3 separate regions of the Homo sapiens genome follow, and all the other regions are linked to region 3. Evidence: chromatin contacts called from ENCODE Hi-C or POLR2A ChIA-PET data. All regions are on one chromosome and are shown on one strand. Each heading gives the region's core, a stretch centred on a gene start or an enhancer-like site at or near the end of the contact. The rest is flanking DNA. Distances are from core to core; before and after follow the strand shown. Region 1 holds the start of LINC02615 (long intergenic non-protein coding RNA 2615). Region 2 has its middle 35 kb from the start of PGRMC2. Region 3 has its middle 40 kb from the start of LINC02615.

Region 1 (3,449 bases), core at 471-2,970, 41 kb after region 3:
ACTGGAAGGGATGCTTAGATGTCATGAGGTCATCCACTGCCTTCCAGTAGGTTTCATTCAGCTGGGCTGTTTAGATCATCTGCTCCTAAAAAACGATGTGCTGGGAAACAGAGTCCACAGATAGTGTAGAGTCTGATACTTAGTCTGTAATTTTATAATCCTTACTATTTGCTATTTGAATATCTTTCATATTATGTGGTTTCTTTTTTTCTTACACGTTATTATAGGATTGAGAGGTGTGGCTGCCAGTTTCTGCAGAGGAATTATGGAGGTTGAGTTTAGAAGTTCATGGTTCTAGCAATAGCCATGGTTTGGGGGGAAATTACTGCTTTGTTTTGGCAAATGTAAATATAAGTTTTCAGGAAATATGTGCCTAAATTAAGAGTGCAGTGTTTAGACGGTTCCCCCAAACTGCTGTTAAAACTATAAGGAGATTGGCTTGTCTCATTGATAAGGAAGAAAGTTGCTAATATTTTATTTCCTGCTTGTTTTATTAATTCTTTATATTTGATATTCTCTTATATCCTACTCAAATATGTGTATAGATCTCAATAATTCTAAAAGTTCAGGGAATGGAATTCATTTTTTTTGGTAAATATATTGCCGTTTTCTATCTCATTAGGGTAGACAATTTGTCTATCTCAATTGGCCAAACTGCTATTGGGTCGCAGTCGCCTTAGCTTGTGTAAACTATAAAGAACTGGTTCAGATACTCTATATGGAACTCTGTCAAATTCTGGTTCCCAAACCTTGGCTCAGTTTAAGACTTCAAGATACACACATAAATGTAAATAAATAAATTAAAAGTATATATATATATTTATTGTTGTTGTTGTTATTGTTAGATAGATTGTTTTGTCCCAAAGGTATAACCAGTACGTGGTCACTATAGTAAATACATAAATTACAGAAAAATAATAGGAAGAAGAAGAAAATTACTCTGATTCCACCTAAAGATAGTGATTGATTTGGGGGTATTTCTTTTTGCTCTTTATTTCTATGTAGTGTTGTTTGTTTCACATATTATAATATTGCATCCTACCCTTTTCACTTATAATTATAACACAAGCATTTTTCCATTTAATCATGAACTCTTTTTAAATAACATGTGTAATGGTTGCACAACATTCCATGGCATGCTGTAGCATTTCAGTAGAACATAGCTCGGTGGAGGAGACAACAGTATACACATAGAGTAAGCTTAGATTATGTTCTCAAATTAGTTAGGCAAGAATGTAAAATCTGATGGGCAGCAAGGTGTCCTCAGAGGATGGGAGCAGATGCAGGATAAATCAGCATGGCTTCTCTTACTCTGTGCTGATCCTCATGAGGCACGTGGCTGCAGCTGATATCCTTCATAGCGGGTCTCTGGATCTGGAAAGCTCCACAATCCTTTCACCACCCTTTTATATGCTTCTTGGAAGAATTTACACCAACAAACTATGCATTTTTGTTGAAGATAATTATTACAACATTGAACTTTTCTGGAACCAAACTCAGCAAAGAATAGGTGATGTTCTCGTCTTGAAGGACATATAGGGTATCAATTTATTGCCTCACAGCTACAAATTCACTCTTCATTGCATGCTCTGAGAAAATGGATATGGGCCCTTTAAATATTTTTCTTTGCCAGATGGCACCATGTTAATCTTTGTCGGTAGAGGGTGCATGAGAGACATGATAGGAGGAACGGGCTTTGCTTCCTGGTCTGACCATTTTTATATGCAAGCTCCTGGAATGCCTGTGGTTTCTCCAGCACCTGGGTCCTGCTGGCAACCAGCAGCACCCAGTGGCCAGCAGCGTACTCTTTCACCTCTTCTTGGGTGACTTTGTGGAATGCTCCAATGTGACATCTCCCTGTGAACGCCTTTCCTGACACCCTAAAAAGTGTCAGGAATTTCCAGCAAGTTCCAGAGAGCAGGTTTCCAGCAAGTTTGGTCAGTATGACACCACAGCGATATCTCTGCCATTCACTGAACTTGGATTCTTCCTTCTTCAGTGAGGTATGGATTTCAACCCTGGATTGGGAAGTGGCTGGGGACCCTTCCCTGGGCACTGTATCCCAGCCCTGGGGACAGTGGCTGCTTCATATTCCCGTATCCATTAGCATTCTCTTCTTTTTTTTTTTTTCCTTTCCAACTTTTATTTTAGGTTCAGGGGTACATGCGCAGGTTTGTTACATGGGTAAACTATATGTGATGGGGGTTTGGTGTACAGATTATTTCATCACCCAGATAATAAGCATAGTACTTGACAAGTAGTTTTTCAATCCTCACCCTCCTCTCACCCTCCACCCTCAAGTAGGCCCAGGTATTTAGTTTCCTTCTTTCTGTCCATGTGTACTCAATGTTTAGCTTCCACTTATAAGTGAGAACGTGAAGTATTTATTTTCTGTTCTTGCATTAAATTGCTTAGGATACTGGCCTCTAGCTCTATTCATGTTGCTGAAAAGGACAAGATTTCACTGTTTTTTATGGCTGCGTAGTATTCTGTGGTATATAATATGTACCACATGCTCATTATCCAGTCCACCATTGATAGGCATCTAAGTGGATTCCATGTCTTTGCTATTGTGAATAGTGCTGTGATCAACATATGCATGCATGTCTTTATGGGAAAATTATTTATGTTCCTTTGTGTATATACCCAGTAATGGGATTGCTGGCAGTTCTGTCTTAAATTCTCTGAGAAATCTCCAGACTGCTTTCCACAGTGGCTGAACTAATTTACGTTCCCAACAGCAGTGTGTATGCATTCCCTTTGCTCCACAACCTCACCAGCATCTGTTATTTTTTGACTTTCTAATAATAGCCATTCTGACTGGTGTGAGATGGTATCTCATTGTGGTTTTGATTTGCATTTCTGTAATGATTAGTGATATTGAGCTTTTTTTCATAGGCTTGTTGGCTGCATGTATGTCTTCTTTGGAGAAATGTCTGTTCACGTCATTTGCCCATTTTTTAATGGGGTTGTTTGTTTTTTGCTTGTTAATTTATTTAAGTTCCTTATAGATTCTGGATAGTAGACCTTTGGTGTATGGTTTGCAAATATTTTCTCCCATTCTGTAGGTTGTCTGTTTACTCTGTTGATAATTCCCTTTTTTGTGCAGAAGCTCTTTAGTTTAATTAGATCCCACTTGTCAATATTTGTTTTTGTTGCAATTGCTTTTGAAGTCTTTGTCATGAAATTTTTGCCAGGGCCTATGTCCAGAGGGTACTTGCTAGGTTTTCTTCTAGGGTTTTCATAGTTTTAGGTTTTACATTTAAGTATGTAATCCATCTTAATTTGTGTATATGGTGTAAGGAAGGGGTCCAGTTTCCATTTTCTACATATGGCCAGCCAGTTATCCTAGCACCATTTATAAAATAGGGCATCCTTTCCCCATTGCTTGTTTTCATTGACTTTGTTGATTATCAGTTGTAGGTTTCTGGCTTTATTTCGGAGTTCTC
Region 2 (3,591 bases), core at 569-3,068, 64 kb before region 3:
GTCTAATTGGAACACTGGCTGGATTATAGGTCTGTGTGTGTTCTAAAGTGGTTCTAAACCTAACTACCATAGGCAAACATAGCTCAAGTGTGTCATACCATATAAATATTTTGGAATACAGAATGGAGCTATTGTACAACAATGTCTGGAATGCTTAGTTTGGATCAACTAATCAAGGAACAATGAACCTGAAAAGGCCAGGGGAGATTTTTTTTTAATGGAACAAATGTCATTATACATCAACATTGTTTTAAAAGTTATGGTAGCTATATAAATAATTCTATGCCCTGGAGAAATAATTCTCACTTTTTTGGGTAATTTAACATTCTTTGAAATGCTGTAGAATTTAAAAAATTTTCCATTTTGCTTGGATAACTGCCATACTAGCTTCAAAAGGTGCAGAATAGTTGTGTGTGTGTGTGTGTGTGTGTGTGTGTGTGTGTGGTGTTTAAGGGAAAGTAGAGGAAGCCTTATGGGCCACCCAGGGGGTAAACTCACAATGGGAATTCTAAATGAGGGCTCCTTAGCTGGTTGTGTTTGAAGCTCTGATCCTGACTCCCTTCCTTAGCTGCCATAATCCACCGATGGAGCCTTACCTCGAGAGACAATGCCAGTTTCTCCTCATTGTTATGAGAGTAACCCTGATGTAAGAACCTCATTTTCCAGGCAAGATCAGGATTTAGCTTCTATTTAAACAGGTCTTTGGACTAGAGCTCTGATTTTTGCCTCCAAACAGATTCTTCTAGCTTTGGGTTTTTAAGATCAGTTCTGATTGAGAGGTTAGGAAGACAGTTTTCAGTGTGCCTTCTAATGCTCCCTTTAGGCCTTTCCTAATTCAAATCTGCATTTGTCTGGGAGCTGTAATAATTTTTTGGATGTGGAAGTTGGGGAATTGGGAAATTAGTTTTAGTTTTGCTGATTATGTTTCTAAATAAGATTATCCTTTTGATAAGATTGTAGAATTGAATTATTCCAAAGAATATCTAGACATTTTACCAGCCATCAAAGGGATGACCAAATCTGTCCTCTTCTCTCCTTACCACTCCCCTCCCCACTCTTCCTCTTCCCTTCTCTCATTTATTTATTATCTATTTGTCTATCTATCCATCTGTATGTCTAACCTCAATCAGTCATCTGTGAGTCATGTCTTTGTCTACTTTGTTTTGTTTTGATGGAATGGCAGCAAAGGATGATAAGAGAGCAGTAGTTGTCTGAAGTCTCAAATATCACTGGAGTTTGTTCAAAGTGTTGCGTGAAGGTAGTTCAGTCATACCTAGCTTGTATTATTTGTTGAAATCGTGGTCAAGGAAGAAAAGGACTTTTCTGGGGTTGAAAGAGGCAAAATTCAGGGTAGTGAAACTTGAAAAATGGAGCAAAGAAAACTTGGTTAAAGATAAGGCTGTAATGCCAGATGACAAAAACAAAAACAAAACAAAACAAAACAATGAAACTCCTTTTCTCTTTCCAGAGAGAGAGACTAATGGCCCCAGCTCCTCATGTGGTCTCATTTTCCAGTTGCCCCAAAACTTTCTGCTCTGAGACCCACTATGGCTCTTCTTTCTGCACCTCTCACCTGGTGAAGCGACCTGTGGCCCCACTGATGCTCAGGCTGTGACAGTACTGCAATGAAAAGAGAGACCAGGGTCTGGAGGTCCCAACAGCAAGTAGTGCTTCTAGAGAGAACTCCTCCCCAGCCAGCACTGCTCATTGAACAGCTTACAACCCATGATGAGCTGTTTTTCTAGGAGGCCCTCTTCCATTCCCCAGGCCCAAACGCCTCTGTGAGATATGGGACTAAACAATGACCCACACCTCTTGGCTAAACACTCTGGATAACACTGGTTACTCAGCTTCCTCTAGCCTTCCAGGACAGCTCACAACATACCCCACATTCCAATAACCTCAGTGCTAGAAGTCCACACCTCCTAGATCATTATCGCTTGTCTCAACACTGCTTTTTACCTTCCCCACTCTATCTTGTTTATGCTGCTCTGCAATCTCAGACTCCTCCACTGCCCTCTATAATTCTTGGTTTTCCATTACCAAACTTTTCTACATCCCAAAACTGCTCTCTGAACATTTGCTTCCCCTTCTTCCTCTAACTGAAACTTGGCTGTTCCCTGAGGAAATTTCTTTCCTAGAAGCAGTTTCCTCCCAAATGGAAGATGTCTTGTCTTTCTGTCAGAGGTGTTCGAGCTAGAGTGACTCCATCATGAGCAGGGGCTGGATAAAATGAGGCTGAGACCTACTGGACCACATTCCCAGGAGGTTAGGCATTTGTAGTCACAAGATGAGATAGGAGGTCAGCAGGACTGGTATCACAAGATTCAGGCAAAACAGGACACCATAAAGAAGCCAGCCAAACCCCACCAAAACCAAGATGGCAGTGAAAGTGATACCTGGCCATCCTCACTGCTCATTATACACTAACTGAATGCATTAGCATGCTAAAAGACACTCCCACCAGTGCCATGACAGTTTACAATACCATGGCAACGTCTGGAAGTTACCTTATACATTCTAAAAAGGGGAGGAACCCTTTTTGGAACCATTCTGGGAATTGTCTGCCCCTTTCCCAGAAAACTCATGAATAATCTACCCCTTGTTTATCATATAATCAAGAAATAATCATAAAAATAGCCAACCAGTAGCCCTTGGGGCTGCTCTGTCTATGGAGCAGCGATTCTTTTGTTTCTTTACTTCACTCATGAACTTGCCTTCAGTTTACTCTGTGGACTCACCCTGGATTCCTTCTTGCACAAGGTCCAAGAACCCTCTCTTGGGGTCTGCATCGGGACCCCTTTCTGGTAAACCTTTATTTGGCTGTAGGTAGAGTAAGTATCTTTTTTCTTCCTATTGATCCTTCCAAACTATCTATCCTTCTTTTGACTTTGAAAACCCTAAGTCTGTTGAGTTCATGTCTTCAGACTTTACCACCTAATCTCTCTTCTAATAGTTGTCATCTTTCAGAATCTCTTGCTGTCTCTCATCATTCTTTGATGACTTTATCATCTAGTTTATTGTATTTGATTTCCTCCATTATTCCTACAATCCTGTTGGTTTTGCTGTCCTTGTAGATTATCCACCCAGTACCCTGGTCTCTCAATTTCTTGAACTTCTCTACTTCAAATATCTTCACTCCACTGCAACCAGCCACTGCCATTCTTACAGCCACACCATAGACATTATTAACAGTCAATACCAATAGCCTTTAAAATCTCTGGACAGCAATCACTATCCTGCTGTCTGATTATCACATTTTGAGTCTCTATCTCACTCCTACCAGTTCCCTTGGAACTGTTCTTTGACCCTATAGGGACATTCAATCCATTGATCCTGCTGATTTTATTTTTTAATTTCCCTAACTTTCATATTGTTATTTATCTTCTTGTTAAGCTAGCTTCCATGGTCTGGCACTTGAGCCAGATTCTTGCAGAAAACCTGAACTTTCTTGTTTTCCTTTCTCTCCACTGAACACATCTGAAAAAACTCACCCCTTGTGAAACCCAGTTATCCTCCTATGCTGTAACTACACCTGAGAAACTAATGTTACTAGAGGAAATTCATACAACCATGATGACTGGACTTGCC
Region 3 (3,328 bases), core at 5-2,504:
GACCTTTTGCAAGAAAAATGTATGTGAATGTCTGGAGCACACATTAAATACTCAAAAAAGTTGTTGTGGGTGAGGGGAGGAGTGAGGGGAAGAGAGATTGATTTAAGGTCAGATCTGTTTGTTTATCATGAGTTCCCTGGTAACAAGCAATGGAGATGGGAGTTTGCTCAGAGCCGTCAGCATCCAGCTGTGAAAGGGAAACACTCAGGCTCTTTTAACTTTGAGAATGTTGACATAAATTACAAAACCAAGAAGGACAAATGGCAATTTGCTGCTGTCAGTATTATAAACATCAGTGTGAGGGTGGACAGTTTAGCTCAGATGAGTCATTCCGGGTCTGTCCTGTCTTGTCCAGAAGCTTCACTTGCATAAGATGGGGTACCATTGGCAGAGGAAAGAAGCAAGCTAAGGACCCAGTCTGTCTTCTTACTGCTGGAAATAGTGGCAGTGGCTGGGCTGTCCCAGGGTTTATTCACTGTTACAAGGTTCTGAAACTTTAGGGGGTATAAAACTCAAGTGGGGAACTTGTTAAAAGGGCACCTTCCAAAGCCTTATTCACAAACATTTCAATTCAGTAGGTTGTTGGTAGGGCCCAGGAATCTGCTTGTTTTCTGGCTCTCTAGGTACTTCTAACACAGGTGCTTAGAAACTACACTTTGAAAAAGACAATTCCAGTGAGATTGGGCAGAGTAAAGTTTCCGTGTAGGAGGAGCTGCCTCTGCCAGGCTTTTCCCCAGCATTATGGTTTGCTTCTAAAAAGGAAGCAAACAACCAGAAAACAAAAAAGCCAAATTTGCTTTATTTTGAGTCAAAGCACCACTTAATAACTTGTGTCAATTGTTTCTCACAACACTGCATGAAAGACTTAATATTAATTCCATTTGACATTAGAGGAGTCGGGGACTTTTGGTGCAAGCATGAATTAGAGGCAAACATTGCACAGGTTCTTCAGTTTGTCTCCAGCCATCTGGGTATTGCTAAACACATCTGTTTCTTCTCTTGGAGAGGATGCCCCAGTGTTGTCACATGATTTAAATTATGGCAAGAGTGGAGGTTCCGTTTGTCCACTTCCCTGGTTTGCAGGGATGGCTCGGGGGAGCCTTGCTTTGCCGTGACTGGCATTCATCCAGGGCCCGGGCATTTAACTCTGAATTTTGATTTGGGCATTTGCCTGGTGTGATATTCTGCCAGGGCCTTCCCAGTCTGTTCTCTGCTGTTTTGCTCCTGAAGATTTATGGCTAATGAAGGGATAAAGAAAGGTCGTGGCGAGAGGCGGCAGCATGTGGTGGTGACTCATGGTCTGGGCCTGGTGTGGAGCCAGTTTGGGTGGAACGCTCCACTGGCTGCTGTGCCTGTTTTCACGTGGCTCTTTGCCACAGCCCTGCAGGAGGCAGTTTCTTGCCTGTCTCTGGTCAGAGAGGCCTGGTGATTCTGCCTGTCTCCTGCTGTTATGGACTCAGGTCAGGGCACTAAAGCCTGGCGGCCTTTTGACAAACAGTCTCACAAATGGGAGCTCAGGAGACAGTGGGATGGGCCGGTCCTGGGAAGGGCTCCAAAGCCACTCCAACGTGGGGGACACAGTAGCAGCATGGGCCGAAGGAAGTCAAGTGAAGCTACTAGCAGGACAGGGTTTCTCAGCCTTGGCACTGTTGACATTTTGGACAAGATAATTCTTTATTGCGGGGCTGCACTGTGCATTGTAGGATGGTGAGTGGCATCCCTGGCCCCTACTCACTAGAGGTTAGTAGCCCCACAGCCCCTCTCAGTTAATGCAACCAGCAAAATCACCCCTGGTTGAGAACCACTGTGGTAGGTTGGGTTCCAGGCATGTGGCCAGGGTTAAGAAGATCCATCCACCATCCTGTTTTTATTGAGTACTTACCACGTGGCAGGCATTCTTTGCATTCATTATCTCATTTAATCCCCATAACAACCCTAAGATGAAGGAACTCTATTGCTCCCATTTTCTGGATAAGAAAACTGAAGTTTATAAAAGTAACTTGCCCAAGGTCACATAGTGTGGGGCTCATATATGTGTCAGATGCCCTTTCCTCACCCTGTGGCCATATGTAATGAAGCCATAATATGGAAGCCTGGGAGAAAAGCTGCAATGCGTGACAACAGCTGGCATGTAGTGTAAGGGGGTGCTGCCTGTTGAGCTCCAGGGCTGAGATTGAGGAGTCTAATTACAAACCCTGTGGAGATAGTTAAGGGCTTACATGAACTTGAATACCAGGTGGATGATTCAGATAGAGATGGAGCTACTGGAAATGCCATGTAGGTTGGGGGTTGGTTGCAGGTAAACTTTTACCTATGCCCAACTGTTGTCCCTCACTTGTTCATGACACTGGATCCCCTGAGATATGACTCCTGATGTGAGCCCAAATGTGCTTTTTCCACTTCAAATACTGCTCATTGGACTGGGGTCTCTCACCCCAACCTCCATTCCTCCTTAGGGACCAGCCCTTCTCTTGCCTGAATCTTAGCTTCTTCCACTGACACCACGCTGCCTTGGGTTGGGACATGCCTGAGCTATGACATGTACATTGAAATGACTAGACAACACGAGGTTGCTCGTCACCTCTGGCACAGTAAAGACCCTGGGACATGACAACTGAAGCTGGTGTGATCTCCAGTGCATGTAAAATACTTGTAGTTTATAGGAACTGATGATTCTGAATTGAATGCCAATCCTTGGGAAGGTTTTTAAAAGGAAAGATCAGAGTTTCTGATATTGTGGTTTCCTCAATATCAAAGGCACCAGGTGGAGGTGAGAAAGATGTTACCTGAAATCCAGGTGAGCCTCTTCAATGGGCTTTTTAAGGATGTTTTCCCATTAGTGGGGCAGGACAGGTTTTGGAGTGCATGATTACTTTGTAGTCTGGCTGATATCTAGAACCAAATGGGCTTCAATTTGGAAAATGACATTCACAGATAGCATTAGCTTGAATTACATGGATTTCTCCTCTATTTACACCCAATTAATTAGCACTTAAACACATGTGCAATGTGAATACTGGGAATACCTTTGCAAAAAGGAAAATTCTGACTGAGTTGCAAAGCCTGCTTGGGACCTGCAATTGTTTGGGGGGTCCTACTGCTCATGGACCTGATAGACGCTGATGTCCCACAGAGCCTTCTCAGTGTGACATTTTGCTCAGCACAGTCACTATGCAGGTTTTAGCATTTCTGCAAGACTGTGAAATAATCTCTGTGATTCCCCTGTGTTCTTAATCCCTTTTGCTCTTCTGTGGTGGTCTTGCCCTTTCTCAAGAATATTATCGTTGGTACTTGTTGGTTCAAGGGGGTGTCATTTGAAGGAACATCA

What was found. Hi-C counts contacts between places; a loop is a spot of excess contacts on that map. ChIA-PET counts read pairs that join two places held with the same protein, here RNA polymerase II (POLR2A). Pooled maps may share reads with other maps.
Region 1: a loop to region 3 is called in a map of heart left ventricle, with 5 times the contacts of the local background. The contact joins the promoter of LINC02615 here to the enhancer-like site in region 3. A Hi-C loop is called at or near these places in 13 of 168 maps with a recorded cell type or tissue (Caco-2, Calu3, PC-3 and 9 more) and 12 of 50 pooled maps. POLR2A ChIA-PET finds 5 or more read pairs at or near these places in 5 of 52 experiments (AG04450, MCF 10A, PC-9 and 2 more).
Region 2: a loop to region 3 is called in a map of PC-9, with 8 times the contacts of the local background. The contact joins two enhancer-like sites. A Hi-C loop is called at or near these places in 3 of 168 maps with a recorded cell type or tissue (Caco-2, PC-9 and mammary epithelial cell) and 5 of 50 pooled maps. POLR2A ChIA-PET finds 5 or more read pairs at or near these places in 6 of 52 experiments (A549, BJ, H1 and 3 more).

The regions. Positions count from the first base shown.
Region 1 is chr4:128,426,296-128,429,744 of GRCh38, forward strand. LINC02615 (long intergenic non-protein coding RNA 2615) reads left to right here and starts at 1,721. Exons shown (of 9, transcript NR_125882.1): 1 at 1,721-2,003.
Region 2 is chr4:128,321,358-128,324,948 of GRCh38, forward strand. No RefSeq gene overlaps it. Among named protein-coding and RNA genes, the nearest start is that of PGRMC2, 35 kb to the left of the region's middle. RefSeq lists an enhancer at 254-816. Within about 2 kb of position 1,819, at least 5 of the 41 ENCODE cell types and tissues checked have a DNase peak (open chromatin) inside an H3K27ac peak, as active enhancers do; they include PC-9, where a contact is called at or near this core.
Region 3 is chr4:128,385,902-128,389,229 of GRCh38, forward strand. No RefSeq gene overlaps it. Among named protein-coding and RNA genes, the nearest start is that of LINC02615, 40 kb to the right of the region's middle. RefSeq lists an enhancer at 1,769-2,968. Within about 2 kb of position 1,255, at least 27 of the 41 ENCODE cell types and tissues checked have a DNase peak (open chromatin) inside an H3K27ac peak, as active enhancers do; they include PC-3, PC-9, Panc1 and 4 more, where a contact is called at or near this core.